Regions from separate parts of the Homo sapiens genome. Here region 1 is linked to region 2. A link is a loop called in an ENCODE intact Hi-C map of the cell type or tissue named here. Cell type or tissue: OCI-LY7. All regions are shown on one strand. Links, peaks and the distances in the headings refer to the core of each region. The heading gives the core; the rest is flanking DNA. Region 1 has its middle 35 kb from the start of OR9G4. Region 2 holds the start of OR5D3 (olfactory receptor family 5 subfamily D member 3).

What was found. Hi-C counts contacts between places; a loop is a spot of excess contacts. Peaks named below come from ENCODE experiments on the same cell type or tissue, not always from the same donor. Only the 100,000 strongest peaks of a DNase experiment are listed, where the experiment ranks them.
Region 1: it touches region 2 in a loop (8-fold over the local background); 7 of 110 quality-filtered maps call a loop at or near these places.

What each region holds. Positions count from the first base shown.
Region 1 is chr11:56,775,805-56,792,493 of GRCh38, forward strand. It overlaps the pseudogene OR5G1P and the pseudogene OR5G4P. Among named protein-coding and RNA genes, the nearest start is that of OR9G4, 35 kb to the left of the region's middle. In OCI-LY7, for the core only: a CTCF peak has its summit at 7,848 (motif pointing left); a DNase peak (open chromatin) is centred at 7,857.
Region 2 is chr11:55,721,959-55,738,647 of GRCh38, forward strand. It overlaps OR5D3 (olfactory receptor family 5 subfamily D member 3), which reads left to right and starts at 1,818. Exons shown (of 2, transcript NM_001396059.1): 1 at 1,818-2,096; 2 at 4,258-7,663. The coding sequence starts at 2,068. The coding sequence ends at 5,200. In OCI-LY7, for the core only: CTCF peaks have their summits at 4,967 (motif pointing right) and 5,167; no DNase peak of the experiment used is centred there.

The sequences.
Region 1 (16,689 bases), core at 6,657-9,156, 1.1 Mb after region 2:
TGAGTATAACAATGGGTTACAGATGGCCACATAGCAGTCATAGGCCATGGACTCCAAGAGGAAACAGTCTGCTGCCACAAAGAACCCAAAGAACCACTGCTGCAAAGCACAGCCAAGGAAAGAAATGGCTTTCCTCTTCACAAAGAAGTCAGTGAGCATCTTGGGGCTCACAACTGAGGAGAAGCAGGTGTCCACAAAGGACAGGTGGCTGAGGAAAAAGTACATGGGTGTGTGAAGGCGGGAATCAATTCGGATGAGGACAATCATTCCCAAGTTTCCAGTTACATTGATGACATAGAAAGTTGTCAGAAAGAGTAGGAAAAGGAAGACCTGCAACTGAGGATTGTAATTCAAGCCTGTGAAAATGAATTAGGTGACCTTTGTGTAGTTTTCATTAGCCATTGACTGGTTCTGCTTTCTACTAGAAGAAGAGCAAAGAATTCACAACAGACTTGATAAATGTGACTTCAAAAATGAGACACAGCAAAAATATGCCACGAACTTGGTCAAAGTCAAGAATGATATAAATTAGTTACACCATGCAGTCAAACAAAAGTGAGATATACACCAGTGCAAAACAGCAGACCTGAAGCTATGACATCTTAAGACTCCATGAAAATCCATCTGTACATAGATGAGAAAACAGAAGAAGCAGCTTTCTCAAGGTCCCATAACTAATTATTGGCAGAGTTGATTCCTGAATACTTGCCTAATGACTTCTACTTCAGTGACCCTTACCTGAGTCCACCAGGTAGACACACACCTGGTGAAGGGATGCAGGAGGGTGGGAGTGAGCAAGCTAGAGAGGAAATGAACAGCCACTCATTTCTAGGCCATATGCTGTGCACTTTATGATTACAACCTAAGGCTAAATGCATGTTTTCCAAGTGCACTGGAGTCCACCTCTTCTGACCCTGAAAAAGTAACTTATCTTCAACTCTGTCATGGGAATAACAATACCTACCATGTAAGTGTTGTGAGGTTTAAATGAGATGATGCATGCAAAATATCTAGAAGAGTCTTACTAAACATCTAGATAAGTGCTCAATAATTACTACTCATATTATCACATTAGTTAATCCCTCTAGAAAGCCTGCAAGCTAAATATTTTTTTTAATTTCAAGGAGAAACACTGAAGCTCAACCCTCATTCATAAATCTTGTGACTGGCAGAGGTGAACTTTGAACACAGGTCTGTCAAACTTCAAACATGGACCCCATATTTGGACTTCATCCAAAAGGACTATACTCCTTCCTTTTTCACACTTTTTCAATGCTTCCTGTGCCTTCACAGTTCCTTTGCTCTTAAGAGATCCAAAAGAAAAGAAAAGAATCTGGAAAAAGAGCCCAAATTCTGTATCCTCTGTATATTCTTTTGTCATCCACTATAAGGGTGATCTTCAGCTGATCTCTCCAAATCTTAGCTGCTTGATTTATTAAATATAGCAAAAACTCTTGCTCTTTGATCTCTGAGAATTATCATCCACTTAAAATGAGAGGATCAAGGTACAAGTGCTCAGAAAACTATTTTATTAGCCTCGAATATTGCAGTTCAATATCATACTTACGATAGGAACTTTTCTTTCATTTTTCTAACATGAGATTTATTATTTGACTTTAATAGACCTCCTTTAAGGCCAATAATATACACACTTGGCATGATATCATTTGTTTCAGAGGAATTAAAAAGACAGATTAGGTGGCCAGTCTAAGTGTTCAACCATCACATTCACCTCTTGCTTAAGCTCCTCCAGGAACACGCTACATTTCAGCCTTTGACTTGAAAATCGTCCAGAGCTCTTCACCCTTTCTTTGTCAATCTTCGTTTCTACAACTGCCCAATCCTTCTATCCCTCTAGACACATTTTGGCTTCTCCATTTCTGTTTTATTCAGTGCTTAGAATAGAATACAGTGGTCCGTAGAGATCAAACCACACAGAGTGAGAGACACAATTGGCTCTCATATTCAGGGCACTAAGGTACCAGCAACACAACCTACAACAGCTTTCCCTTAGCAAGGAAATCACCTGGGTGTTTTAGGCATCGAATGGGTGGGATTCAGTGCTGTCTTGTCCCATTATAGTACTGCTAAAGCATCTCTGTCCCACTTTATAATTATGTGATTATAGTTTGATCTGGTTGCAGAACCTTATCTCTACACACATCATCTCTTCTTAGCTCTTGCTGAATCATTCGTCAATGACAAGGGTAATGCTGATCTTGCCATGAACCAAATATGTAATCTAGTTGAATTCCACTTGAAAAAATTTACGTTTTCTTGAGCTTGTTAATAAGCAGATAATTAAAAAGCAGAAAATTATTTAAAAGTTCTCAACTCACTTTTTAATGAGTTCCTCCTTATTTAACGATGACGAAAAGAAATTATTTAAAAGTTCTCAACTTACATTCTAATGGGCTCCCTCTACTTCAACAACAAAAGGAACTAAAGTAAAACTAAGCCCTGTCTCAAGTTACAACCCTCCCCTTCACACAGCTACCTTGACATAGAGAATGGGTCAGAATTTACTTTTGTCATTTGATTTTATTCTTTATCTTCTTCCAAATAAACGTGGAAGACATCAGTGTAAAACATAATCAGATTCTTTTTCAATTAGATAAATGTTCCCTGAACTAGTTGCATCATTTTTTTTCTTGCTGTTGTTATTGAAGGCACTCTGTCCCCAGAGTGTGCCATAACTTGGGAATGAGGCTGCTTAAGGGAAAGTGCAATTAAAGTTGTTTTATATTCTAAATAAGTCCAGTAAGATGTTTCTTGATAATTTTGTGTTTTGTTTCTAACTGGATATAGTGACTCCACTTCTCTCTAGTTCCATACTAAGCAAGGAAACTCCATTTACAAGGTATGTTTTTTAAATTGACATAGCACAAGAGAGGGAGGGCCACCAAAGAACCTTAGCTATCTCTGCCCCCCCTCTGTTTTGCATTCATGTCTTGGGAACATGAGCAAAATCTGTAGAAAATGGATTTTCCTTAGAAGTAGCATTTAACACATGTTGCTGAAGAAGTTAATTTTCCCACAACTTTGACCAAAACACGTAAAGAGTTTAATTATTGTAAGCTGGAAGATGACTTCTGATGATGTATTAATTGATCATTAAACTTCAGCAGATTATATCTAAACAGTTGAAGTATGGTAAAGAATACACATTTCTTGTTGCCAAGAAAAGAATAAAAACCAGTTCAACAAAACACTTCATGGTTAAGTTTTACCTCCACTGCAAATAGCATTAACCTGACAAAAAAGTCAAAATAGAATTCTGAATTTTGATTCTAGACAACTACAAGTCTTTCAGCATACAACAGAATGTCCCTACTCTGAGAATTTTGTTTTTGATTTCTTTACATGCTGCCATGTTCTTTAAAGCATTTTTTATGAGAGCTAAATTTTTGATGAGTCTGTTGACTATATGCATGCAAAACAAATTTACCTCTCCCCTGAAAACCCTTTAGGTATCACAGCTTAATTTTTTTATGTCTAAAATAGTATTAACAGTCATTATTACTAATGATATTAATTTTTACTATGTTTAATATTGTTAAGGATACTGATAATTATTTGACTTTTCCCCCTTTGGGGGTAGCAGGTTTGATTGTCTTCATACATAAATAATTATTTTATTAACCTTACAATAAAACCATCTCTTCTAGGACTTGTCTAGGTGTGAGCTTCTTTTTCTTGATTTTTGTCCAGATGTAGTAAAAAATTTAAATCTAAATACGTGACTTTCTTTTTTTTTGTTTTGTTGTTTTTTTGAGAAGAAATCTCACTCCCTCTGTCGCCCAAGCTGGAGAGCAGTGGCGCCATCTCGGCTCACTGCAACCTCCACCCCCAGGGTTCAAGGGATTCTCATGCCTCAGCCTCTCAAGTAGCTGGTATTACAGGTGCACTACCACACCCAGCTAATTTTTGTATTTTTAGTAGACATGGGGTTTCACCATGTTGGCCAGGCTGGTCTCGAATTCCTGACGTCAAGTGATCCACCTGCCTTGGCCTCCCAAAGTGCTAGGATTGCAGGCATGAGCCACCACTCCTGGACCTAAATATGTGACCCTTTATTAGCCCAGGAAACATTCTGTAGCCTTGATCATCCTTTCTGCCCTGATTGTTCTGATTTATCCTAAAAATACACATATTATCTGTTAGGTGAATCTCTATTCTATGTTTTTGATATCAGTATGTGTCTTTTCATCCTTTTAATTACGTTTTCTTTTCTCTCTGCACTTTGTAAGAACTTTTCAAGAAACCCCGTCTCTAGTAAAAATACAAAAAAAAAAAAAATTAGTCGGGCATGGTGGTGCACACCTGCAATCCCAGCTACCCAGAAAACTGAGGTGGGAGAATTGCTTGAACCCGGGAGGCAGAGGTTGCAGTGAGCCGAGATTGTGCCACTGCACTCCAGCCTGGGTGGCAGGAGACTCCATCTCAAAAAAAAAAAACAAAAAATTACTCTCAAACAAAAATTTGATCCTCTAAGTGTCGATTCCTTTTAAAGCCTCCATGTGGCTTTTATTTCTGCAGCTGCATTGTAATTTCCTTAAAGTTCACAAATCCTCTTCATTATTACTTTACTATGATTTTGCCTATAATATTTTGCCTCTTCTTCATGGAAACAAATACATCTGAGATGTTACTAGAATTCTGACTCTATTTACCCTCTCTCTAATGGTTGCTTAAAGCACTTTTATTTGAAGAACAGGTAAATGTTTGTTCCATGAGGGTATTTGTATTTTCTAACTGTTTTGAAATTGTATTTACTGATTTAAATAAGAATCAATATTAATATTTTAATTCTTCCTATGTTGCTTATCACATAATTATTTTAAATTTCTTTATGTACATCTGTGCTGAATAATCTTTATAATCTATATTTCTAAGTTTTTGTAAAAATGTATTTTCTGTAGCCACAAAGACAATTTCTAGATAGTGCTTTTCTAGAAGTAAGGGGATAATTACTCATGATTAAAGTTAAGATGTTAAACTTACAAAACAAACCCATATGTCAAAGAAAAGGCAGATGATTGGCTTTATTTTCAATGTATATGTCTGTGCTTTTAAAAAGTATTTTCTTCCTTTACCTAAATGATTTTCTGGGTGTATCAGTTGGTTTTCACACTGCTGATAAAGACATACCCGAGACTGGATGATTTATAAAGAAAAAGAGGTTTAATGGACTCACAGTTCCACGTAGCTAAGGAGGCCTCACAATCATTGCAGAAGACAAAAGTCTACATGGCAGCAGGCAAAAGAGCAAATGAGAGAAAAGTGAAAAGGAAAATGCCTTATAAAACCATCAGATCTTGTGAGACTTATTCACTACCATGAGAACCATATGGGGGAACTTGCCCCCATGATCCAATTACTGCCACTGGGTCTCTCCCACAACATATGGGAATTATGGAAGCTACAATTCAATATGAGATTTGGGTGGGGACACAGCCAAACCATATCATTGGGCAAGAAACAGCTGGCAAAAGAAGGAAAGGTACAAACTATGCCAGGCCTTACCACAGAATATTCACCTTATGCCATCATAGATTTGCACATTTTTAGTTGAAAATGAGGGTAAAATCAGAAAAAAAGTTATGTTATTAGTTGTTTATGGTAGTATCAGATTGATTCTGAAAACTGTGTTTCAAATTCATGCAATCAATAGCTATAGCAAAAATGCTTTATACAATAGCAGATTTTATATTTTACCATCAACATTATATTTGAGAATCAATAAGATAAAACAAGCAGAAAATAATATGAACAGACAAATTGACAATATACCTGTTAAGATGGAGATAACTCTAATTCAAAATATTATTATATCAAAATTGCTTCCTTATAGTGGTTGAGGAATCTATAGACATTAATAACAGAGAAGAGTTAATAGCTCTAGTTACTCTCTGAAGATGAAGGCTTGAGCTGCAAATATGTCCCAAACAAACTAATGAAGATCTATCATTCATAGTCTAAATGAATATGTGATATGCCTATCCCCTTGATATCTCAGCATTACAAATTATTGCTTTTCCTCACTCCATTGGAAGTAGGCATAGCCGTAAAACTTCCTTTGATCATTGCAATTTGAACAGAAGAGGTATGTGTTACTCTTGGGAAGATGCAAAGAAGAGTCCCTATATTCTCTTTCCTCCCAAACTGAGGAGGAAAGTTCCACATGATGGAGTGTTCAACTACCTGAAGTCTTTGTGCACGGAATACACCAACATGAAATGAGAATGTACTGTGAGGAAAAAATAAATGTATTTCTTTATTAAAGTCTCAGAAATTGGAAGATGGTTGGTCATTACGAATAACCTAGAGTATTCCAACAGATATCAGATATTTTGAAAATGTTACGGAAACAATATGTAAATCTGAACTCACTGAAAACACATCACCTCAAGAGTCCATTGTGAAAATACTGAGATTAAAGAAAGACATACCTTTCATTACATGAAAGCTCTGGTTTTTAAAAACTTGCCCGTATTTGATTACAGATCTCAATGAAAGTGTAAAGAGGAACTAGGATGCTGACTTTGAGAGTTCCTCAATGAAGTGGCCCAGTGAGTCACTCTACCGTGAAACCTAAAATGTACAATCTTCACTCAGATACCCATTCTTTCTAAACAGCCTTAAGTTGCCCCAATATTAAATACAAGCTGACAATTAAGAAGCACTAGATTCCCAGGCAAGACGGATGAATAGGAACAGTTCTGGTCTGCAACTCCCAGCGAGACCAATGCAGAAGGCGGGTGATTTCTGCAATTCCAACTGAGGTACCCGGCTCATCTCATTGGGACTGGTTAGACAGTGGGTGCAGCCCAGGGAGGGCGATCAGAAACAGGGTGGGGTGTCGCCACACCTGGGAAGCGAAAGGGGTTGGGGAACTCCCTCCCCTAGCCAAGGAAAGCTGTGAACATTTCAATAAAGAGAAAGAAGAGCTTGGGAACCAAGCAGAATTTAATTTGACATCTGTGTCTGCCATTTCCTCCCATGTAGCTTCAGGAAAGTCACTCCACTATTATGAACCTCAGGATTTCTTATCTCTTGAATGAGAATAATTTCCACTTTGCAAAGTTTTTTTTAATAAAATAATTTTTAAAGGGCTTACATCACCTGTTGCTAAAAAGTTTTATAATATTATTTTCTCTTAAAGAGTGTTCCAATACCCCCATTAACAGTAGCATTTTACAATTACCATTATTATTAATATGTAAGTATTACCCCATGAAAAGGAAGTAAGTTACTTTTTAGATATTTTTAAATTCCTGAATAATTAGAGTAAAATACAAATCATTCTAAACATTCTAATCTGTGGTCGATATTAAAAGGTAGAAGCAGTCATTTTTAAAATATACATATTTTACTCACTTTTATTTATTTGGAAAGTAGCAAATGACAGACTAGAAAGTATTTTCAGCTAATGATATGCCTTTTTTTATGATCGTTATGTGATATAAGGAGCTATTAAGAATGTTCAATGATGGAGTCAAAAGCTCTTAACTATGTGTTTCTAGAAAAGATATGCCATAGTTCTGTTACGTGTCATTGGAAATTTATTTTCTCACTTTATATTTTAGTTTCACAAATCGAAAGATACGAATGTGAAAGTATATCAGCAATTTTAAAGATTGATGTGCCATTAACTTGGAGGATCTAATGAAAGCTCCGGTCCTTTCCTGTGGAATAAATGTGCATAGACCTTAACACACAAACTTTGGACTTCACGGCCCTCCAAAATTCCAAGCCTAACATCTTAGTAATGCTTTCAATTAATAAAGGAAACCTGAGACAATTTTGTTATCTTAATTGATAAGTTGATGCTGCCATCTAGTGGCAATGCTTAACAACTTAAGAAGAAACCACGACAGTGTTATTTCGCTGGGAATACTGTTTACCCTTAAACGTATTCTGTATTCGCTAAGAGCATGTTAACAAGAGTTGACTTAAGAGTTAAAGATATACAATATATTTCTTAGTGAAATATTTTATATAAACTTAGAGTAATTTTTTAATTAAAATTTAGTTTTGAAAAATATAATCCTTATACAAATCTGATAATTTCTCAGGAAAAAAGTTCTACAGAAAGTTGTCACTGGAGTAACTCAGTTGAATTAGTTATTTCTTTTCCTTCACAATTTCTTACCTAAGATTACTAAAAGGAAGGAGAAAAGGATGTTTCATAAATAATATGAAAATGTATATTTCATGAGTACTGAAAGCAAACATTATAAAAGCAAAATTTAATGGGTTGGGAAATTGAACTAATATTTAAAATTAGGTTTTGAAAACTCAGGATGTAAGGTCATTTTGAGGAAATCTTTACTAACAGAGAAACCGGAGAAAGATGAATCAACATTAATAGTTAATCTTTCCTTACATTTCTTTCCAAATGGATCTGAAGAAAACAAAAGCCTGTTATGCTCCGTTGGGTTCAACAAACTTTTATTGAATAACTACTCTGTGCCAGACACTGTACAAGGTTCTCATGATAAACAAGTAGTAGCTCCTTGGGACATATGATTAGGAAGAATTCCTCTATTTCTAGGTAAATAAAATTGTGTTTTAATCAGGAGCAGATGATGTCCCATGCCTTTCCAACATCCATAAAGATGACTATATGAATATCAATAATAATAAGAAAAAAAATCAGCAATAACAAGAATAGAAACATCATCCAGCACTTCTAAATACTCTCCTGCAATATCTTATTTAATTTTGATAGTAATACAATGCCCTAGATAATGTTATCCCCATTTTATAGAGAAGAATACAAAAAAATTTCTATAAATTATGTGTAATTTTGGATACTGATTTTATTTTGAATTTTGCAGTATGTAGCCTCACTTATGTAACCTTAATATAGTTGTGCCATTCGTATTTAAATTTGTGAATATAATATAGATATTAGATTCTCCAGAGAGACAGAACCTATCAGAGATAGATAGATGTAGACACAGATAGAGATATAGATGCCTAAGAGGGAATTTATTAGGGGAACTGGTTCATGATTACGAAGTTTAAGTCCCAGGCAGATAATCTGCAAGCTAGAGACCTTAGGATGACAGTAGCATGGCTCAGTCCAAGCCTAAAGGCCTCAAAAACAGGGAAGCTGATGTTGTAACTCTAAGTCTGAGGCTTGAGGACTGAGAACCTGGGACCACTGGTGCAAATCCTGGAGTCCAAACGCTGGAGAGCCTGGAGTTCTGATGTCCAAGAGCAGGAAAAGAAGAGTGTCCCAACACTAGGAGAGAGAGAAAAAAAATAGAATTTGCCTTTCTTCTGTCTTTTTGTTTCATCCAAGCCCCAAGACGATTGGATGGTGCCTGCCCCCATTGAGTGAGGGATGATTTTCCCACCTCAGTCTACCTACTCACATGCCAATCTCTTCTGGAAACACCCTCTCAGACACACCCAGAAATAATTATTTACCAGCTATCTAGGCATCCCTTAGTCCAACCAACTTGACACACCTGCAATTGACTGTCACATCCTCCTCTCTCTTTCTCTCTCTCACATACTCACACCATGCACACACATCACTGAATCTAATAGGATTAAAAATAATCTTTTCCTCTCTCTTTCTTCAAAACATCTTTAAACCTTTTTCTTTCTTTCCTCAAAGTTCCATTTTAAATATGTTTGTCTTCCCAATCAGATGTCCCTTTTCCCTTCTTTTGGCAAAAAAAAAAACACTCTTTTAGTGGTTCTAAGATAACTTGTCCCTCCCACACCTGGTGTGGCTGTCAACCATGAGGCCCTGAATCTTCAAACCACAGAGGTAGGCCCCTGATCCAGGAGAATAAGTCAGTTGGAGGATACCAGTACTCTGGACACAACTAACAGGTAAGTAGAAAAAAATTGGGTCAATCAAAGACAGTTTTTGTTTCTTTTGAATGGTGTCAAATAGTGACAGAAAAGAAATGAGTAGAAAACTTCTCCTAACTATATTGTCCCAATTTTATTTTCCTTTAATGAGCTAAAGCTTAAAAGCCAAACCAATACAATAGTCGACCAAAGGTGTTACGTGGATGTTCTTTCCCTACCCACCCCCAAAAAAGGGATTTTATCAGTTCAGATTAGGTTTGCCTACATGTGTTAGGAAATTTAAAGTAGCAGTAACTTAAACAAGTTGTTTAAACTTTATTTTTCTTTCTTATAAAATGAGTAAGTAAATAGCCAATGTAGGGCAGATAAGGCTACTATACAGTGACAGGAGCCCGAATGTTTCCCCATAGTACAAAATGACTGCCACTGAATCTACATTTAGGTCACAAAAAGGAGACAGGTGACAAGAAGAATGCTAACCTAAACATCTAAGGAGACTTCCCAGAAGAACCTCACACATTTTCTTCTTACATTTCAGTACTTTGTCATGTGGCAACAGCCACGTACAAAGGAGATTGAAAAATGTAGTGTTCTATCTTGGTTGCAATGTGACCAGCTAAAAATGGGGCTTCCATTAAGCAAGAGGAGAATGAAAGATGGAATTCCTCTTTAGTAGTATTTGCTACAGAGGTAAATGTAATTTATTTGGCTTCTTTTCTTCTTAGCCATTTTTTCCCCTTAGATGATCTTCCTTTCATGCTGGCATTTGTATGATAGCTAAAAGCACAAGTTTTGCTGTCTGAGGACCTGAGTTAGAATCCCAACCCCACTGTAAATAAACTGTATGATCCTGTCTCCATCATGAGATATATTTGATCCTTCTTTTTTTGTAGGATAATGATTCCTAGCTCTTCTTTTTTTGTAGTAGTGCTGATCCCTAGCTCTTCTTTATTTGTAGTAATACTAATCCCTAGCTGGTTCGCCATTAAATGCACGCTTCTCTCCCTCCAAAGGAGAAAAGAACTTTTCCTGTCTCATTTACTGCTGTATCCTCAGGACTTGGAATAATGCCTGCTAATCAGGAGTCACCATATACATATTTTTTAACTTAATTTTGACAACTAAAAATCCTCTTGCGAAGAATATCTAATAGCACATAATTTATTTTAAAATATTTAGGATTTATCTAGTTAAAAGCAAGCTAAAAATAACATTTAATATAAAATCCTATAAAAATCTTGTAAAAATATATATACCTACATATAAGAAAATGCTGGAAGAGTGTAAACAATGGATTTAGCATAGATTATTTATACAAACAAAATTACATGACAAGAACGTGTGTTTTTCTAGATCCCATTGTCTTATAAAATAAACTATCTGCATTTTTATATTTCAGAATCCTATATATATGGTACAAACATATAAATTTTAAATAGTAGAAAAAAATATCTATTTTGATGTATATTACCATTGTTTTCATATGTGAGTAGTGAAATTACATGTGAGTTTTACTTTCTTTGTGTTCTGCTTTCCAAACATTCTCTAATAATTTTAGGTCTCTAAAAGTATGTATTTATTGCTTTTCCTAGGCAACAAGAGAAAGTATTTTTTTAATTTAGGCCCATATATTTTATATTCTTATTAGGCCAAAGACGTTTTGATTCAATTAATACATTAAATTATATAATAATCTTACTAAGTGGAACAATTTTCTCATTTCAAGAAAAATGTTGTTTACTACTTTTAAAATATGGTAAAAACTGTGGTTGGAAAAAGTGATTTCTGAAATCTCTAAGAGGGTGCAAAGCCTCTCATCACACTCAGGCTACAGACAGTCTGTTTTCTGTCAACATCATTAGATTTGCCTTCAACCCATTATTTTTGGCATTGGAATTGCTCAAGTGCAATTCAAGGAGATTGCAGTTACTGACCCATTGTTCTGAGTCCAGACAAGACCGCTTTCCATCTGAACATGTCTATTGGTCTCTCCTTCAATGAGACACCCATGAAATATTGAGAGCCTTGGGGAAAGTTGAGTGTCCACACATATCATCCCAATGTGTTCCAGGGAAGTTTGTAAACACTGGAGAAGATCTGATAGCACCTGATTCATTCTGAAATTGGGGTTCTGTATGAAGAGTTATTTTAGATGCACAGGATCAGCTCTGCATCCACTTTTCTGACCAGAAACTCTTCCTTAATTTCAAAGAAACAAAAAGATGCTAAAACTATTTTAAAATTTTGTCTATTATATTTCTTTTTCAATTTGGAAACAACAAAAATGGGTAACATGAAAATAGGCTGTAAATTTTCTGTATTTTAATTTACCTCTAACTTTTCCATACCCAGTGCCTCTGAATTTTAAAAATTTTTCTATTTTACTATTCACTTTCTTGCATTTTATTTCTAGTTTCTATAATAAGCTATTCCCATTTATTTTTACCTAAAAGAACTAAGAAAAAAACTAAATATCAACAAATAAAGTAATAGCTGAAATGACTTAAGAGTCAAATACACAGAGAGTCATCTGAAAATTATTGCCAGGATTTGTCTCTGTATGAAATAGTAAGATTCTAGGGTTTTTATTTTTATTGTTGCTCCTCTTTTCCTTTATATTTTATATTTTCTGTTATAATGATGATTTATTTTGTTTTTAGAATATAAAAATAAAGAAAATAGGCATAAAATAAATTCAAAGGAATATAAGAAAAAGAATTCCTTTTATTTAAAAAATTATTTTTAAGCAAAGTAACCTTTTATATTTTCAATTCTGTAGATGGGAATGGGGAACACATGTTTTTTTTCCAATAAATCACTCCTGGTGTGGACATTTACATTATTAAATATAACTAGTGTGCTAGTAATAACAGTCGCTAGATGGTTCTAATATTCATTAGACTTTATCATATTCCTAATAATGAAGATTTTGGGGAGACATATAATTGTTCTGACTCTGTAGGTAACTAAAAATTTTTATCATTTATAGAAAGATGATGAAATGGAGGTTTTTCCAAAAGTAAGTAGTAAAATAAAAGTCAGATGGAAGCATAGAAATATGCCATCCCCTAAATTTTGCAAATGGCTTAGTATCTTGGGATGATGACGAGGAAGTCTAACTATGTCTGGAAGCTTTTCCTTTTATCTACTTTTTGTTCTTGATGAGAATTAAAATTGTAATTTTCTTTTTAAAAAACTTCTTTTTGGTAATCATCCTCCCCATGGCATCTTTTACTTTTTTTATTATTATTATACTTTAAGTTTTAGGGTACATGTGCACAACGTGCAGGTTTGTTACATATGTATACATGTGCCATGTTGGTGTGCTGCACCCAGTAACTCGTCATTTAGGATTAGGTATATTTCTTAATGCTATCCCTCCCCACTCCCCCCACCCCACAACAGGCCCCGGTTTGTGATGTTCCCCTTCCTGTGTCCATGTGTTCTCATTGTTCAATTCCCACCTATGAGTGAGAACACGCAGTGTTTGGTTTTTGTCCTTGCAATAGTCACTGAGAATGATGGTTTCCAGCTTCATCCATGTTCCTACAAAGGACATGAACTCTTCATTTTTTGTGGCTGCATAGTATTCCATGGTGTATATGTGCCACATTTTCTTAATCCAGTCTATCATTGTTGGACATTTGGGTTGGTTCCAAGTCTTTGCTATTGTGAATAGTGCCACAATAAACATACGTGTGCATGTGTCTTTATAGCAGCATGATTTATATTCCTTTGGGTATATACCCAGTAATGGGATGGCTGGGTCAAATGGTATTTCTAGTTCTAGATCCCTGAGGAATCACCACACTGACTTCCACAATGGTTGAACTAGTTTACAGTCCCACCAACAGTGTAAAAGTGTTCCTATTTCTCCACATCCTCTCCAGCACCTGTTGTTTCCTGACTTTTTAATGATTGTCATTCTAACTGGTGTGAGATGATATCTCATTGTGGTTTTGATTTGCATTTCCCTGATGGCCAGTGATGATGAGCATTTTTTCATGTGTTTTTTGGCTGCATAAATGTTTTCTTTTGAGAAGTGTCTGTTCATGTCCTTCACCCACTTTTTGATGGGGTTGTTTGTTTTTTTCTTGTAAATTTGTTTGAATTCATTGTAGATTCTGGATATTAGCCCTTTGTCAGATGAGTAGATTGCAAAAATGTTCTCCCATTCTGTAGGTTGCCTGTTCACTCTGATGGTAGTTTCTTTTGCTGTGCACAAGCTCTTTAGTTTAATTAGATCCCGTTTGTCTATTTTGGCTTTTGTTGCCATTGCTTTTAGTGTTTTAGACATGAAGTCCTTGCCCATGCCTATGTCCTGAATGGTATTGCCTAGGTTTTCTTCTAGGGTTTTTATGGTTTTAGGTCTAACATTTAAGTCTTTAATCCATCTTGAATTAATTTTTGTGTAAAGTGTAAGGAAGGGATCCAGATTCAGCTTTCTACGTATGGCTAGCCAGTTTTCCCAGCACCATTTATTAAATAGGGAATCCTTTCCCCACTTCCCTGGTGGTCTAGTGGCTAGGATACTTCTTTATTTATCAAGCTGTAGATGAGAGGTTTCAACATGGGGATGTACAGAACACCAACACTATTTTATTGAGTTCCGGGTAAAAAGTTGCACCTGGTCGAACGTAGCTAAAGAAGAGAGACCCATAAAAGATGGAAACAGCTGTTAAGTGTGAAGAGCAGGTGGAAAAAGTTTTGTTCTTCCCATTAGCAGAGCAGATCCTCAGAATGTCAGTAAGGATGTAAAAATAGGAGATTATAATGGTCAGGCTACTGACAACTAGTACAGCTCCAGCCACAATGAAAACTAACAATTTATTGATCCGGGCGTCAGCACACACGAGAGAAAGAAGGAGAGACATGTCACAGAAGAAATGATTGATAATGTTGGAGTGAAAAAAGGGAAAATGAAAAGCAGCCGTTGTGTGAGTTATGGTGTTGAAGAAATCAGCTGCATAACGTACAACCACCAGCTGGATGCACAGTCTCTATTACATGGCCACTGAGTACAACAATGGGTTACAGATGGCCACATAATTGTCATAGGCCATGGAAGCCAAGAGAAGATACTCAATGACTATGAAGAACCCAAAGAACCACTGCTGCAAGGGACAGCCCAGGAAAGAGATGGCTTTCCTTACAGCAAATAAGTCAGTGAGCAACTTGTGGCCCACAACGGATGAGAAGCAGATGTCCACAAAGGACAGGTAGCTGAGGACAAAGTACATAGGTGTGTGAAAGCAGGAATCGAGCCAGATGCGAACCATCATGCCCAAGTTTTCTGTCATAGTAATGAGGTAAAAAAGGTAGAAATGGTAAGAAAAGGAAGACTTGCAGCTGAAGATGATACCTTAAGCCTACAAAAATGAATTCTGTGATCCTTTTATATTTCCATCAGCCATTGGTTGATTTTAGTCTCTATAGTGAGAAAAATAGAGAACTGATCATGCATTCAACTTTGATTTTTTAAAATCATAACATATTGCACAGGAAAAGAAATATAGGTGGAACTAACTTAGAAACATTGATATTTTTTAAAAAGCCCAAATAAAATGCTAGGACATTAGATATATCACAGTTCTAAAAAATAGTATGGTTTAAGCGTTTTATAGAGAAATTTGGGACTTAACTAAGAAATGGTTAAAACTTTATAAACCTATATAAATTAATCACTACCCTTACAGATTATAGGAAAAAGCATTATTATTATTTCAATCGAATTTGAACAAGAATTTGATAAAATGCAGCTCTCAAGAAGAACTTTCCAAAACTGGAAATAAAAATAACTATTTAATTTAATACAAAGAATCTTCCAGAAAAAAAAATGTGTGTAGTGTTAAGACATTAGAAACATTCACATTATAATCAGACACTATTTAAAGATGTCCATAACATATGTATTTAACATTTATATTAAAGATTGTAAAATTCTAAAAAAAAAAAAGATAAATATAAGTACTGTAGTAAAAGTAGAAAGAAATAACTGTCACTATTAGCAGGCAAAATAATCAGCCACATAGAAAACCTAGGAGAATCAACTGTTAAGATAAATTTTTAGAAAAAAATAATAAAAGTTTAACAAGGTAGTAGAATAGAAAATCAATATGGAAAATCAAAAATAATCAAATGTAAATTATCTCAGCAAAAATCATATTAATCAACTGGAATTAATAAAAAAAAAAAACCACTAATAAGCCCAACAAAGCATTTTCAAGATTTCTACGAAGAAAAATACAAATAATGGAACTTTAATGAAATAAAAAAAATGACAAAATAAGCCAGAAAAACATAATATTTTTGTTTTTTGATCTCTTCTGGATCAAATGACTTAGTCATAAAGAGTCTTTTTCTCTTGGAAAAAATAAATTAGCTCCTATTGGGAAAGTAAAAATCTAACTGGCCATTCTTCACACTGGACTAACAGACTTAGATAAATACAACTGTAGAGTCAGCAGGAAACAAGATTTCTCCATAGAATATTTTGCAGCTGTAAAGTGTCCCAACAACACTTTTCTTTGAGTAATTACTATTTTATTACTCAAGAATGACTTTCTATTCTAAAATAATAGGCCATCTAATTTTCTTTTAAATTATATTAGTAGATAAAACAGCTTACTCTCTTCTAGAAGATCTAAGTCACCTTGACATAGCAAAGCAGTCTTATTTCCAACACAGATACAGAACATCAAACAAGGGGCTTCAAGATGCAATATTCCACATTTACCTTAACTTTGTAATTCCTAAGGAAGAAGGACCCTGTGTCTGCTTTGTAATTTGAAACTGATGTTGACTGCTTTATAGACAACCCCACTTTGCTTGGTGTATATCAAAAATTCTCTT
Region 2 (16,689 bases), core at 4,001-6,500:
TATGTGTCTGTTTATATGCTAGTACAATACTATTTTATTTATTGCAATTTTGTAATATATTTTGAAATCAGGAAGAGTGATGCCTCCAGCATTTTTCTCTTTTTTTTCTTGTTTCCTTTAGCTGTTTTGATCTTTTGTATGTTTACAAAAATTTTAGTTTTCTATTCTATTTTGTAAAAATAGAAAAGAAATCTAGATCTATGTGATTTTAATTGACATTGCATTAAATCATTACATATATTTGAGTAGAATTAACATTTTAACATTAAGTTTTCTAATCCATGACCATGGGATGTGAAGCATAAAATTAACAGAAATATGGAAATAATAAATGTTAGGAAAGAAATAAATGAGATAAGTAATATAAAAAACAATACAATAAATCAATAAAACTCAGGTTTTTAAAAAATATAAACATAATTGGCCAAATAATAGGTGGACCAAGAAAAAAAAGAGAAGACTCAAATATAATCAGAAATGAAAGAGGAAACATTGCATCTAACCGACCAATGCTATAGAAATTAAGGATCAAAATTGACTACTATAAACAATTGTATGCCTAAAAATTGGATGACTTATAAGAGATAAAAAAAAATTTTTAGAAATGTACAAGCTACAATAACTGAATCATGAAGAAATAGAAACTCTGAACAGATCAAAGACTAATAACAAGATTGAATCTGTAATCAAAAACCTCCCAACAAAGAAAATGCGGGACAAGACGGTTTCACTTGTGAATTCTACCAAACATATAAAAAGTACAAACACTAGTCTTTCTAAAAACATTCCAACAATTAAAGAAGTGAGAACACTTTGAGACTCATTTTATGGAACTGGCATTATGTTGATAACAAAGACAGACAAAGATACTACAAGAAAAGGAAACCACAGGCGAATATACTCAATGAACAGATTCCTATTGCTTTTCTATCTGTAGTTCCTTAGTTGTATCGTGTCTGAGACACCATCAGCTCTTTTGCCCTTGATTTCCCTATGTGCGATATGAGGTCCTCTGCAATGGAACGAGCTTTTTTCTGAAGACACGTTTAAAGGAGTGTTGCATGATTCCCTCTTCCTCACATGCAAAATACAACTATAACCTCAAATGTACCATGATGATGGCGAAACACAAGTAGAAAGGAACATGAGCCCCTGCATTACTAACATGTAGCAGAGATGCCCAATGTTTAGGAGTGCATTTTGGACCTGCACTAGTGAGAAATAAGTCTTTATTCTTTAAAAGCATGTTAGATAGAGTACCGAAATTAATGGATATATCATCCTTTCCATAAAGTGGCATTTTCCATAAACTGGTTTATTTTTAGAAACATGTAACCCAGTTTTTTCCAGATTCAACAGTCAGCATAAACATCTGAAGATCATTTAGCCATATTTAAAAAGGCAAACACAAATTGTTTTCTATTAAAAAAAACAATAGTGTGACTACCAAATGAAGTTTGTATTACTAACAAAGGATAAATAAAAGATGTAGCATTATTTAGTCAGCTCTGTATTTCAACATATAATAACATAAATATATCTTCATAAAAAGAGAAAATAAATTCAACATGAGGTAATGATACCTATCTCTGGACTATTGTTTTATAGCTGATTTTTCCCTTTCACATTTGTATTTTACACCTATGTAAAGTCAAGATATATTCACTATTACGATTAATTAAGTGAAGTTGGTAAGATAAATGTCAAGGGCTTTAGAAAGGCACTATACAAACAAGATATCACATGGGACAGTGTTATATCTAATTGCTCAAATGGTAGCCTCCAAGGCAATACTTCAGTGATATTCTCTAGTCACGAGGTCCCCAAGGCCTTGGGGGCAAATATTTGTGACACAGTTTGGTGCTAGGACTTAGTTTCTAGATGTGACCTTATCTCTGCTATCTATGAGTTTTCTTAATAGGTTGGGTAAAAAAGTAACATTTAAAATCTTCAAGGAAATATACTCTCGACACTCCTACTGTTGTTTTCAGGTTTGTTTCTATTAATTAAGTGCTAAGCGGGAGCATTATTGGAGTTCGTTAATTTCAGCAAAAGATCCTTCAGTAAATGAATCACTCAGATGCCTCTGTATTTAGGTGAGTTGATTTAGTTTTTTTAAAATTTTATTTCAGAAGGAAAATACTGAGTTCCGGTAATCTTAGTACCAGACAAACACACGTGTAGGTTGAAGTGCCCTCAAATCCACTTAGTTCATTCAACAAGCAGAGGACCTATGTTGTTATATCCTGATTCCTTCTCCCTTTCAAATGATATCAATTCTGATTTTCTCATTCGGCTCCCACCATGTACTCAGCAATGAAATCAATACTTTGGCAGATAAAGAAGAATAAAGCAAAATTGGCCTTATCTTTAAACTTTCTATACTTTCTGAGGAGATAAGCGAGACTAATAACCAAATCTGTAAATGATAGGATATGGTTTATGGTAACTGTGAGTTATAAGCACTAATGTTTGCAATATATACAGAGGAGAAGAAACAATGAGTAATCTTTACAAGAGTAGATGGTAAAATAAAGCATTATAAAAGTGAGAATAGATAGAAAGCAAACTTTATGTAAATGAGCATGTGCTTTATAATAACTTGATACATCTACCATGACTTTGAGAAAAATGTGTTAGTGGTAATGAGATTGAGTATCTAGATCTAAGCAGTTTGGGAAAATCCAGTCTGCACAATGCAGTTTTCATGCATTCATCAATAAAAAACATTTGGAATTGTTAAAGTCATTGGCTCTCAGGTTAAAGTGATTACAGAAAATTATTCTTGCGATGTTGCAAAGGACATTTCAAATTGAGGAGAGTGACTGGGAAATACAGTCATAATCTAGTTTTATAGTGTTAAGATTTTTATAAATAATTGTTTCAGGGAAATTGCTGAGTAATTGGTCCTTTTGGAAGATATCTTTCCTACAGGCACAAGCTTGTGGGAACTAGAGAAAGCTATTGTGTAATGGAAAAACATAAAGGAGAATGGGGAAAATATAGTTATGACTTAGACTAAAGCCACAAATAAAATTCTACAGTACTTCCATTTTGTGGGTTCAGGAAACTGATTCTCTGCATTGTATTCACAAATGTGTCCACATGTTGATAGCTGTCCCATATAGGCCTCATTTCAATAACTACTTAAGGTTTCTGAAACCACACTAATTAGCTATAATTCTAATAAATATAAAAGTGAATATCTAATATGCTTTATACTGTGTTTTATAACCACTACATTCATTAGCAATCTTTCTGCTTCCATTCTACTGATTTAAATTTTATATCATGAATATATTATCACATTTTACCATTGAGGAAATGCCTTGTGGCATCAAGGCATATTGAAAGAATACTATGGTGTCCTGTTTGAGATGGGTCTTCCTGACACTTATTCTTGGCAAAGCTTTAAACTTAAATCAAAAGGACAGAATGCAATTTTCCTAAAAACTAATATTTATTTGCAGTACTCAGTACTTTCATGTTTATTATTGTTTGTCACCTACCTGTCTTCTGAGATTTGCCACATCAGAAAATGAAAAACTTTTCATTTAAAATTACTTCAACTATTTTATCACTACAGAAACATACATCACATATTTTGTTGCAATAATCTTCTCATAAGTGATATAATACATCATTAAAAATAACATGAAAATTTTTTCAAGTTGAGTTCAACATGCATGAGAAAGATTAGCATATTAGTGTAACACAGCTCCAGAATGTGTTGAAAGTATTGGATTATAAGGAATGAGAAAGGTGTTAAAAATAAAACCACCAATAAACTGTTAAATTTACCATTTTACAGGAATGTTAACATTTTACAATTTGTTAAGAGTTGTAAGTTAACTGTCTCAAAGCTTTAGAGGTACAGCAGGAATGAAACTGTAGAAAAGTATATATTTCCTCCAACAGAAATATTTGCACTTATCTCAGATTCATGCAAACTTAGAGTGGCTCTTCTCATGAAGCCTGCTGTCTTATTATCTGAAATATAGGAAGGTATACCCTGTTTTGTTTTTCCTGTCTTAATTTTGTTTTTTATTATTCCATTCACAAAATAATCCTATTCACCTTGTAATTTTTATATAAGTACTCTACCTTTTGAAATAATTTGACAGTGGAAACCTAGAATTTTCAGCAACACTCTTAATAAAGACCCACTAAGTCTCTCAATATTTCTTCCTTTCTGTTTCTTATTGCACATATTGGCTTCTACTTCTCTGGATCAACTTTCTTATTTTTTTCTCACAGGATTCAAAAAAATCAGACTGCTGGAGTCACCTTCATCCTCTTGGGCTTCTCAGAATTTCCAGACCTTCAGATACCCCTGTTCCTGGTCTTCCTGACCATCTACACAATCACTGTGATGGGGAATCTGGGCATGATCATGGTCATCAGGATCAACCCCAAACTCCACACCCCTATGTACTTTTTCCTCAGCCACTTGTCCTTTGTTGATTTCTGTTATTCCACCACAATTACACCAAAACTGCTGGAGAACTTGGTTGTGGAAGACAGAATCATCTCCTTCACAGGATGCATCATGCAATTCTTCTTTGCCTGTATATTTGTGGTGACAGAAACATTCATGCTGGCAGCGATGGCTTATGACAGATTTGTGGCAGTGTGTAACCCTCTGCTTTACACAGTTGCAATGTCCCAGAGGCTTTGCTCCTTGTTAGTGGCTGCATCATACTCTTGGAGTTTAGTTTGTTCCTTAACATACACATATTTTCTGTTGACTTTATCTTTTTGTAGGACTAACTTCATTAATAACTTTGTCTGTGAGCACGCTGCCATTGTTGCTGTGTCCTGCTCTGACCCCTACATGAGCCAGAAGGTCATTTTAGTTTCTGCAACATTCAATGAAATAAGCAGCCTGGTGATCATTCTCACTTCCTATGCTTTCATTTTTATCACTGTCATGAAGATGCCTTCCACTGGGGGGCGCAAGAAAGCGTTCTCCACGTGTGCCTCCCACCTGACCGCCATTACCATTTTCCATGGGACTATCCTTTTTCTCTACTGTGTTCCTAACTCCAAAAGTTCATGGCTCATGGTCAAGGTGGCCTCTGTCTTTTACACAGTGGTCATTCCCATGCTGAACCCCTTGATCTATAGCCTCAGGAACAAAGATGTAAAAGAGACAGTCAGGAAGTTAGTCATTACCAAATTATTATGTCATAAAATGTAATGCTAGAAATATTAATTATTTATCCTTGAGAGCAGCACTGCAGTTGTTCAATAACTAGTCATTGCATGAAATTATGATAACCCTCCAACTGACAGTACAATATCTATTCACACTGATGTTTAGTAAAATAACTTTAAAGTTATAAATACTGTAAGTATGGAATCTCAGACCATTTAAACTAAATTTTTGATCGAGAATATTGTAATACAAAAGTTTTTGTGTTAGTATACGTTTATTGTGATTGTCCAGGTCAAATTTCAGTTCAATTTAAATCTTGCAAAATGTAAAAATTTTTGAGATGATCTGAAGAATAGTAGTTTATAATGAGGAAGTTTACCTGATAACATAAAATTACTATGATAAGAGCTGTTCAGTATAAAACACTATCTATAAAATAATTACAATTAATTCTGTATGGGCAACTTTGGCATTAGAAGATTTACAGACAAACAAAAATAAATAAGAAAATTATCTTCCTTACGAAGTCCAGAATCTGGTAAAGTTAAGTTATACTTGGTATTATAAATTATATTTTTCTTTATGCATGATAATAAGAAGATGGTAAATATTTTTGCAAATAAATGCCCATCACCCTAGTTCTGCCACTGATGCCAATATGATTGTGCATGTTATTTATTTATTAAAAATTTTATTGAGATAATTTTCTATTCATTTTCCTTTGTAAGAAATAATATAGAGGAATTCCAATTATCTTTTAACCAGTTTCCCCCTAAGATAGTACAATATAACAACCAGGATAATGATATTGAGATAATACACATACATTATTCAAGCATTAGTTATGTATTGATAAAAGAAATATTCATAAACTCAGTGATATCTAACAGTAAGCAATCCTTTCAAATAAGTGACTTGACTGGGGTAGCTCTGTTGATATCAGTTCGACCATTTGGGTGTCAAGAATGGGGTAACTAGATCAGCTACCTTTGGAACTAGAGACCTGTATGTATGTCATCTTCTTTGGACTCTTTGGCTGATAGTCTTTGTTGAAAGCAGAGCCACAATAGAGTATTCCAAAAATAAAAGCATACTTAACGTTCCTGTTTGGGTCTCACCTGTTAACATTTTATGAGTCAGAGAAAATCACGTCCAAGCCCCAAAGCAAGAGTTGAGAAAGTTATCTATTTCTTGTAGAACTGCAAGATTACAAGTCAAGAGTGATGGGTACAGGGAGAAATGAAAAACTGGGTTCAAAATTGATTGAAACATTTACATCTTTAAACACATTCTTCCTTGATAATGCCAGATAACTTTACTGCAGAAAACAGATAACCCATGGCTCTAATTGGTTTTAGAGAAGTTTTCAAATAATTGAAATAATTTGATTGCCTTAACCAAATGGCTGGTTGAGATTAAGTATAAGAACTTACATTTTCTCCTTGTGTCTTGCCAGTCATGATTAAGGCTTACAAGCACAGAATATGAAGTCAACCATGTGTTGAAGGTCCAATCCAAGCTGTTAAGTGATACTTGTTTCCCCTCAAGGTTTATCTTTATTTCCAAATAAAAATTCAATAACTTTTTACCTTAATGCTTTACACCAACTTACATGTCTATGCAACTTACTGTTTAGGAATATACAACAAAATTCTCAACACTTACAGAATACAGCAAAAGTAACAGAGGATTTACTTTAATTTTTAACTGTAGATAATGAGTCATAATTAAATGCTCTAGTCGAGTATTTTTAAAGCTGTGTGTATGTGTGTGCATATGTGTATAGTTTAATAAAGATGTTAAGGAGCACAAAAAAGGATTTAGAAAGTTTGAGTATGCATCGCAGAATATTTAGTATATTCAATAAGGTTTCCAGGATAAAGTTAGAATATACTATTTTTAAATATTGTTTTGGAAGATGTAAGCTGTAATTTGGTAGGTTTCTTTTAGTACAAAATAAAAATCAAAGAAAAAAAGAATAGTTGCTAATCCCTTTAATACAAGATTTTTTTATTTTGGTAAATGTTCATAAATGGGCAGTTTACACAAATATAATGCAATTTCCCCCCCAAATTCTCAAATTATACTTTCAGTGTGAAAGCAAACATGTTAACTGTGAAGATAAATACATTTTAGATAATGTAAGTGAGTTTGCTAATGGTCATATTAAGTGATAGCTATGGGCTATTTTTTTTCTACAAATACATTTGTATGCTGCTCTTCTTTTAAACTTTTGGATACAGTAGGTATAAATGTGACTTTTTTCCCATGGAGGGCTGTGGCAGGACATTTGCTATCATATGCACAATACTAAAGCAAGTTATATAGTTTAATGCTCACTTCTTAGTGGATTAACAACTATAAAAATTATATCTGGACCATTTTATGTAAATGTCAACTTTCATATTATGTTGACTAAACAAAGACGGCATCAAAGATTGTATTAGTGTTGGACAAATATATCATTACGTGATTATATTACATAACACTTTGCTTACGTGAGTGGTTTTTACTGCTATCAAACATAATAGGAAAACAGAGTCCCTATAAAGAAAATGGAAACATATATGATTGATTAAGAAAAGGATAAATATTTGATTCAATAGTCAGTATTTCCTGCTTATGGCATTCTCGATACATAGAATATTTAAGCTCAAGGATACCTTGTTGGTAAAAGTTTTCCCCTGAAACTTGTTGTCATGCAGTTTAAGCACCAGGAAAAAATCCTAAGGAGAGTAAATAACAACAAGCCTGAACCTGTGGATCTGAGAGAACCAAAATTCAGGAAGAATTTCTGGAGGTAATTCTTGGCTATTTTAGATAACAACTTATAAACAGAATATAGAATACAGCAATACTAATAACAAAGTTTTCACATAAATTTCAACAATATATGAAACAAGTTGTATATTATTCTAGGAATTTAAAGTGGATATATCATTTAAATCTCATCAATGAATTTACCATATTAGCAAAATAAGGGAGAAAAGCATATGTTTATTTCAATTTATAAAGATATTTATTCAAATTTATATCTTGTATTAGTCAAAATTCTCCAGAGAAATAGAACCAAGGGGATGGATATCTGCTTAGCTATATCTATATCTGTCCATAGAGAGGTATTTATTTATTTTAAAGAATTAGCTCATGCGATTATAAAGGCTGACAAATGCTGAGAACTTCAGGGTAAATTAGCAAGCTGGATCCCAGGGGAGCCAATGATGAAATTCTAGTCTAATTTGGAAGGCCCAAGAACTAGAGAGCCAGGGGTGTATTTCCAGTCAGAAGGTCAACAGTTTTGAGACCCATGAAGAGCTGATGTTCCAGTTTCAGTCTATAGGCAAACACCTAATGTCTCAGTTCAAAGGCAGAAAGAGGAAAGAATTTTCCTTTGCTTGGGAGAGAAGTAGCCTTTTGTTAGACTCAGGCATTTACTGATGGACGCGTCCCATCCCCATTAGCAAAGGCAATCTACTTTACTTAGGCTACTGATTGATTTAGTTGTTAATCTCATCCAAAAACACCCTTATAAAAACATCCATAATAATGTTTGACTGAATATCTGGGCACCCTGTGGCCCAGTTAATTGATGCATACAATTAACTTTTATGCACTTGTTCATAATAAAACAAAACAGAAGAAAACAAAAGCTCCCAGAAAAATAGAAATAGAAATGTCTTAATCTTTTACCTACCAAATCTGTAGGTAAATATCACAATTAAGGTTAAAATAATCGGCTAGGTGCAGTGGCTCCTGCCTGTAATCCCAGCAATTTGGGAGGCCGAGGTGGGCGGATCACAAAGTCGGGAGATTGAGACCATCCTGGCCAACATGGCAAAACTCCGTCTCTACTAAAAATACAAAAATTAGCTGGGCGTGGTGGTGTGTGCTTGTGATACCAGCTGCTCAGGAGGCTGAAGCAGGAGAATGGCTTGAACCAGGGAGTTGGAGGTTTCAGTGAGCCGAGATCGCACCACTGCACTCCAGCCTGGAGACAGAGTGAGACTCTGTCTCAAAAAAAAGCAAAACAAAATGAAAAAACAACAAAAAAGAGAAAAGAAATAATAGAAGCTTTGTTTTAAATTTCAACTCAAGAGAAGAATGTTCATTATTTCCACTTCTGTGGAAAGGTTGTTCTAGACAATTGAGTAAGACAGGAAAAAAAGAACATTAGTGAAGACAGAATAACACTTTCATGTTTTAAGATAATATAATTGTATGAACATCCAAATCCAAAAAGATCTATCAAAACCAATTAGAGTTAGTAAGGGAATGTAAAAGATCTCTCAATGTAAGATAATTAACATTTTTTTTCCTAGATCTGTGATATCTGTCTACATCCTTCCACATTGTATTAATCCCAGCATCCCTCAGCTTTAGAGATAGTAGTTCTTTTCTGCAGTAACCACTACTGTGGTATATTAAGGTTTTGTGGGGTTTTTGCCTTTTCATCAATTGTTTAACAATTGTAAAAATAATTTTTCTGTACTAAATGTTATGTTTTGAAATCCCTAGAAAAGATTGTGTTTTTCTCGAATAGACTCAGACTCTTGGTAATAATGTTCTCTGAACTAGACCTTCAAATATGGGTATCTAATCATACACTTGGCCGTGAAGACAGGGCTAAGCATCTTTAAAATAGAAATTGTATTCAGTAATCCATGGTGTATAGTAACGTGGCTAACTAAATAATCCTTTGTGCATGATTATAATGAAGTGCTCACTGAATCAAATGCCTGGAGGACTGAGGTGGGGGTTTCACAAAACTGTCATGGAAGTGGTGGTGATTACAAGAACTGGGATCTTCTGAATGCCTGGGAGAGCTTGCAAAAAGATAATAAAAATTCAGGGCATCCAAATGTTGGCATAATTTACTGTCAGAGAACTAGAGATATTTAAGACACTGGGCAAGTGTCCTCAATTTCTTAGTGAGAAACTGATGTGTCAGAGATGATGTCTTAAATAAATCCTATAAAAATACAAGTATTCTTAACATCAGAAAAGAATTCTTTTGATCTTGTGTTCTGCAGAATGTTGAGATATCCTCTCCAAAGCAAATGACAACTTAGGGCAATTTGTACTGCAATTAAGTGATTTAAAATGTACTGCGTCTTTCAGTTATGGAGGCAACACATATCACACTTGAGTAAGCTGTCGCAAACCATTCAAAAAGTAACCTTCAGCTTGCCTCTCTTGCATAATTCCTTACCAGACACTCTTATTGTCCCACCTCTATCTTTTGAATTTTACTCCCAGTGATTGTGGTAGTCAGCCATACATGGAACCCCCAATGATCCCATTCTCTGGTATTCACATCATTGTGGAGTCTCCTCCCATACTTTACCTGGCTTGGTCTGTGTGATGAATAGCATGTGGTAGGAATGAGAATACATAATACTTGAGGTTCAGTCTTAACAGTCTGGATTCTCTCTCTCTGTCTTTTTCCACCTACATTAGGTCTCTCATTCGGGAGGAAGTGGCCATATTTGAATAACCCTGTGAAGGGACCTTTGGGATGAGGAACCTAAGCTTCTGGCCAACAGCCTTCAAGGAACAAGAGGTGCCAGCAACCTTGTGAGTGAGCTTGGATGCAGAAGTTTGACATTGTTTAAGCCTTGAGATTACTGTAGCTCTGGAAGGCTGGTTGCAACCTCATGGGAGACTCTAAACTTGGAGCTAAGCTGCTCCTGGATTTCTGATGCATAGAAACCATGAGGTAATCAGTGTTTATTGTTTCAAACTGCGAAGTTTTGGGGATACTTTTTAGCTGTCAATGAATAATTAATGCAACTGTATTAGTCAGTTCTCACACTTCTATCAAGAACTACCTTGAGACTTGGTGATTTATGAAGAAAAGAGGTTTAATTGACATACAGTTCACAGGGTGTACAGGAGGCAGGTCTAAGGAGGCCTCAGGAAACTTTCAATCATGGCAGAAAGGTGAAGAGGAAGCAGGAATGTCTTCTCATGGCTGGCAGGAGAGACAGAGTAAAAGGGGAAGTGTACACACTTTAAACCACCAGATTTTCTGAGAACTCATTTACCATCAGGAGAACAGCAAGGGGGAAGTCCGCCTCTGTGAATCACCTACCAGGTCCCTCCTGCAACACTGAGGATCACAATCGACATGAGAGTTGGGTGGGGACGCAGAGTCAAACTATATCAGTGGATTTTTGGTGCCTGGGAATATATTGTTGCCAAATAAAAACCCAAGATGTTAAGGTGGCTTTGGAAATGAGCAGTCAGTTTTGAACAAAATATCATTGAAATCTTAATATGTTTTGGAGGTCTTTGATAAGATTACAGTTTAGAGATTCCAGGTGAGTGAGAAAAATATTATTGGAAGTTGTAGAAAGGAATATTCTTGTTATGTAGGGCAGATGTTTAGTAATGCTATTGCCTATAGTAATTTGAAAAGTACAAAATGTGCCTAATATTCTGGGTTATCTAACAACAGATATTTTCTAAGTGAAATGTTTAAAGTTCTACCTGGTTTCTCCTTGAAGATTAGAGTAAGGCATTAGAGGCAAGAAACAAACTAAATTATTAATGTTGAAAGATCCAGGATTTGATGGCTATGAAATCTCTTAGCCTCCCATAATGGGAAAAGTTGGCAAAATTAAGAAATGGTTTCCAAGGATGATCAAATCCATGGCATTGCTGTGAAAACATGATTTAAAGATGAAGTCTAGGATTTGACTATAAAATCTTAAAAAAAAATAGAAAAACCTCAGAAAGATCTAAAGTGGTATCTCAGAGTATATTCACACAAAAGACTCTCAAAAGAGATTAAAAGTGCTCCACCTCCTCTATCAACAACAAGGCTTTTAGGAACCTTAAGTGTGCCATCTCTGAGCCATCTCATAGAAGCCCAAGGTAGGGAAAGACTTATATCTAAAAGACTTAAGGATGTGTTTTTATCTCTAATATAGTGGAATTCAATAAGATTCATAGAAGATCCACAAAGTTCATTTATGTATATATGTGTACATGTATACACACACACACACATATATACACAAACACACACAGAGAGAGAGAGAGAGAGATCACTACCTTAAATTGAAAGACACAGTGACTGAAAAAAATTGAAAGGGGCCTATGAGTTATCAAAATTCTATTAGAAGAAAACAAGCTAAGAAACCTGCTAAGTTGCAAATATGTCCCACATTTCATGAGAAGAAAGGATGATTCAGACCGTGGTACCAAAAGTCCAGAGGTGAGAGCTAAGGAACCGAGACTAATTAGGCTAATTATTCCCAGATTTTGCAATTTAACCAAAGAAATTTCTAAATTTCCCTGGCTGGACTTCAGAATTCCAATGGATGAGTAATTCCTTTGCATATGTTGAACCAGAATGTTTATAGCAATATCTCTTACCAGTACCAACATTGTATGCTAGGTTTATAGAGTAACCGTTACTTGTCTCCTTAGTTTCATAGGTTGAGAGAAACTGGACTTGAGAACCTCTAATTAAGACAATACATCCATGGAGCTTCCTTTATATTTGGTCCTGATGGTGATTACATATTGTCAACTTTAACAAAATGCTGTGGTGGAATAAGGCATTTGGGCCCTTGGGAAGATTTGAGTGTTTTTTTTATGTGGCGAAGGGACAAGAGTCATTGTAGATCAGAAGGCATCATGTAGCATCCCCAAAATGGCACCCAATAATTTCTACTTTCTTGTAATGATCCATTTGTTTGAAAGGTCCCCAAGATCTGTTTTAATCAGGTATGGTAAAATATAGAGACATTGACATGATTGTGTTAAAAGAAAAATTTTATTATACTTACAGATCCCTAGAAAGAGGAGGCATGACATGTTCCACAGGGCTACACAAACAAGCACCAGGGTTGGTCCAGAAGTGGAAGGAGTGAGGGGAAATATGACAAGAATTTTTTTTTTGAGATGGAGTCTTGCTCTGTTCCCAGGCTGGAGTGCAACGGCACAATCTCAGCTCACTGCAATCTCTGCCTCCCAGGTTCAAGCGATTCTCCTGCCTCAGCCTCCAGAGTAGCTGGGATTACAGGTGCTTGCCACCACGCTAGGCTAATTTTGTGTATTTGTAGTAGAGTTGGGGTTTCACCATGTTGGCCATGCTGGTCTCAAACTTCTGACTCCAAGTGATCAGCCCACCTGGGCCTCCCAAAATTCTGGGATTACAGGCGTGAGCCACCGCGCCCGGTGAAATATGAGCAGGGATCTTTACAAAGGAACTGCTGAACGGACTTGCAATTGGCTAGCTTGAATAATTTCAGCAGGCCCTTGTGTCTAGAGGCTTTCCCTAGGTGTCTAGTGCCTGGCCCTAGGGATGATTTAGGAAGGAGGATAATGGCCCAGAGCATGAGTGCCTGGTAGAGGAGGTGACCTGAGCAGTGGTTGTGGATTTGTTAGTTTGCAACTCTAGGGTGAGTTGTTTATCGTCTCTAAGAATTGGCAGACCATGGGTGGGCCCATCCCTCCAGGGTTCACAAGGCCCAAGATGTCAAAGCATCAGAATATAGAACATAAAATACACGGTTAGTACCCTTGTGTAGTCCCCTCCTAGATTGGGTAACCAATAGCATACTGCAAAAGTGCCAGTGTGTCAATGGGAGATTGGCTCACAAAGGTCTCCAGCTTGTGTGTTCTCTTGAATCCCTCATCTGGAATAAGCAAATAGCCATGCTTTGATCTGCCCTTTTGAGAAGCATGGGAAGGAACCGAAGCTTCTGGTGAATAGCCAGTGAGGAACTGCCAATAATCATGGAAGTGAGTATAAAGGTGGAATCTCCAACCTTATTGAGCCATAAGTTTACCACAGTTCTGAAGAGACTTTCAGCCAGAACCACCCACCTCACCTGCTTCTGAATTCCTGATCTTCATAAATTATGGAAGAAAATAAATATTAGTTAAATAACTAAAATACTGTCCAATCTCTTACTGTCCAAATCATCATTGTTTTGCCTAAGGAATTTTTCTGAAGCTCAGTAGTTAGATCATCGCAAAGGTGAGGCAAGTGAGATGTTTGAGGCAATGAATCCAAACAAACAGATCTCATTCAATGAGTGATAAAAGTTGATGTAAAAGATGCCAGTGAGGGCCAGGTGTGGTGGCTCATGCCTGTAATCTCAGCACTTTGGGAGGCCAAGAGGTGGGCAGATTACGAGGTCAGGATATCAAGACCATCCTGGTTAACACAGTGAAACCCCGTCTCTACTAAAATACAAAAAATTAGCCGGGCTTGGTGGCATGCACCTGTAATCCCAGCTACTCGGAAGGCTGAGGCAGGAGAATCGCTTGAACCCTGGAGGCGGATGTTGCAGTGAGCCGAGATTGTGCCACCTCACTCCAGCCTGGGCGACAGAGTGAGGCTCTATCTAAAAAAAAAAAAAAAAAAAAAAAAAAAAAATTCCAGTGTGATCTATTCTTGATGAGTGATTATTAGCTATATTCTGTACTATTTTCCAGACTATTCTCATGAGACTAAGCTTCATTGTCCTGTAGTTGTAGCTGACTTGTCAGTGCATCTTATTTGGTTGTCTTTTCTTTCCTGTTTCACTTACACATCTACTATTAATTAGTTTTACTTATTAAATAAATTACCATATTAAATAAATTACTTATTAAATAAATTATCTGAGCATGACTGCTTGTATCTAATCTGCTTTGGGGAAAATAAAAAAAAAAAACACACACACACACAATTTTAGTTCAAAAGAAATCTTTAGCTTTGGCCCGGGCTACCTGAAATGTTTCTCTGATTTGGGTATTTTAAGTCGGCAGATTGGATGATACTCACAGTGTTAGATTCCACAAATGGAGGACACTACAGTGAGATTGGTAAACTAAAGCAGAGTAAAGCTCTTCCTCATTGTGTGTGTCTGTGTTCTTGTTCCTGTAAGCATATGATATTTTTCTCTATAGCAAAACCTGGTTCAAACTTCAACATTGTTAATCCCCTCAATTCAGCATATGGCTGTACTTCCTTTAATTTAATCATATGGCTGTACTTCCTTTAATTTGACTGTATATAATAATGTTGGATGGATGTAAAACAATCCAGATTAGATTATTATTGAGAATATTTTCTTTCTCTCTCTCTGACTATTCCATTGGAGAAATAAATTTCTCATTTCAACTGGGATTGCTATTATACCTTATATTAGTAATACCTACAATATTCATGTGTCTTTTTGTGTTCCCTCTTGTGTTTATACCATAACTGTAAGAAGACCATGCCCAGGTAGCCTGCTAGTCTCAGAAGAAAGAGAAACATGAGGATCAGGACTACCCTCAGTAACTCCTCAGCTGCAGTGTGTAACAAAGCCACATCAGCTGATCCACTGTTGTGTGAGCAAGAAATGTATGCTCAATGCTTTATTGTGCTGGGGTATTATAATTTGCATATGTAGCAATAACTTGATGATACAGAACTTGGAATTTTGAAGTGAGATACTCACCTTTGTGTGTGTCACACAAACACACACACACACACACATGCACACACAACTCTGAGATAGGTAGGCTTTGTTCTAGGCCAATTGGTGAATGGCGAGTGATTGGAAGTAAAGGGGGCTATTCAACATAAACCAATGTTTTATATCTTTTTATAATTAAAAGTTCTTTAAGGAAGTCAATGGATTGATTTTATATGTGGTTAAAATTGTGTGTGTGTTCACTTTTGTGATGTTGGTAATTCAGATGCTATCTGTTTTGCTATATCGTGTGATATGGATATGCAGTTATTTTACCTCCATACATCCAGAGGCATGTTCTTTCTCCATGTATCTGTAGTGTAATACCTGCCATATTGAAGTACCTCTTGATAACTTAGTCTGTTTCTGAACATTTTATTATCTTCTACTGTGTGTTCATCTGTTTCTACAATATTACCACACTGCATTAATTACCATATAGTAAAACTAGTCTTGACATTCTGTTGAAAAAAGCCTCAGGGAATTTTTTTTTTTTTTTGCTCTAGGTACTTACTATTCTTGGCCTTTCACACTTTCAGAAAAATTTGAGGATGTTCTTGTCACTCTCCAAAGTAAATGACAATGATGATAATGATAATGAAGACGATGATGACAAAAATACCAGAGTGGTATTTTTATTGGACAGAATGAAGTTTATTTTGAGAGAATAGATATATATTTTTCCAGTCTTTGAACTTAATACAATTCTATGTAGGTTTGCATTAAATCCTCTTAATATATTTTGATACACTTATCTTTAGAGTTACTGACCTACCCCTAGGTATTGAATATTTGATGCTATCATAAGTAGTCTATTCTTAAATATTTCATTCTAGTTTGCTGCTTTTATAAAGACATACAGTTGATTTTAATATATTTGTTTTGAATTCAGAAACATTACAAAACTCTCATTCATTTTTTTTCCCTTATCCATGTTATCTCTACATTACTATGTATTATTATCTGTGAAATGTCATCTTATGAAAATGATGACCTTTTTTGTTTTATCTGTCTATCTATTGATCTATCTGTAATTGATCCTTGTTTATATGCATTATTACACAACTTTAG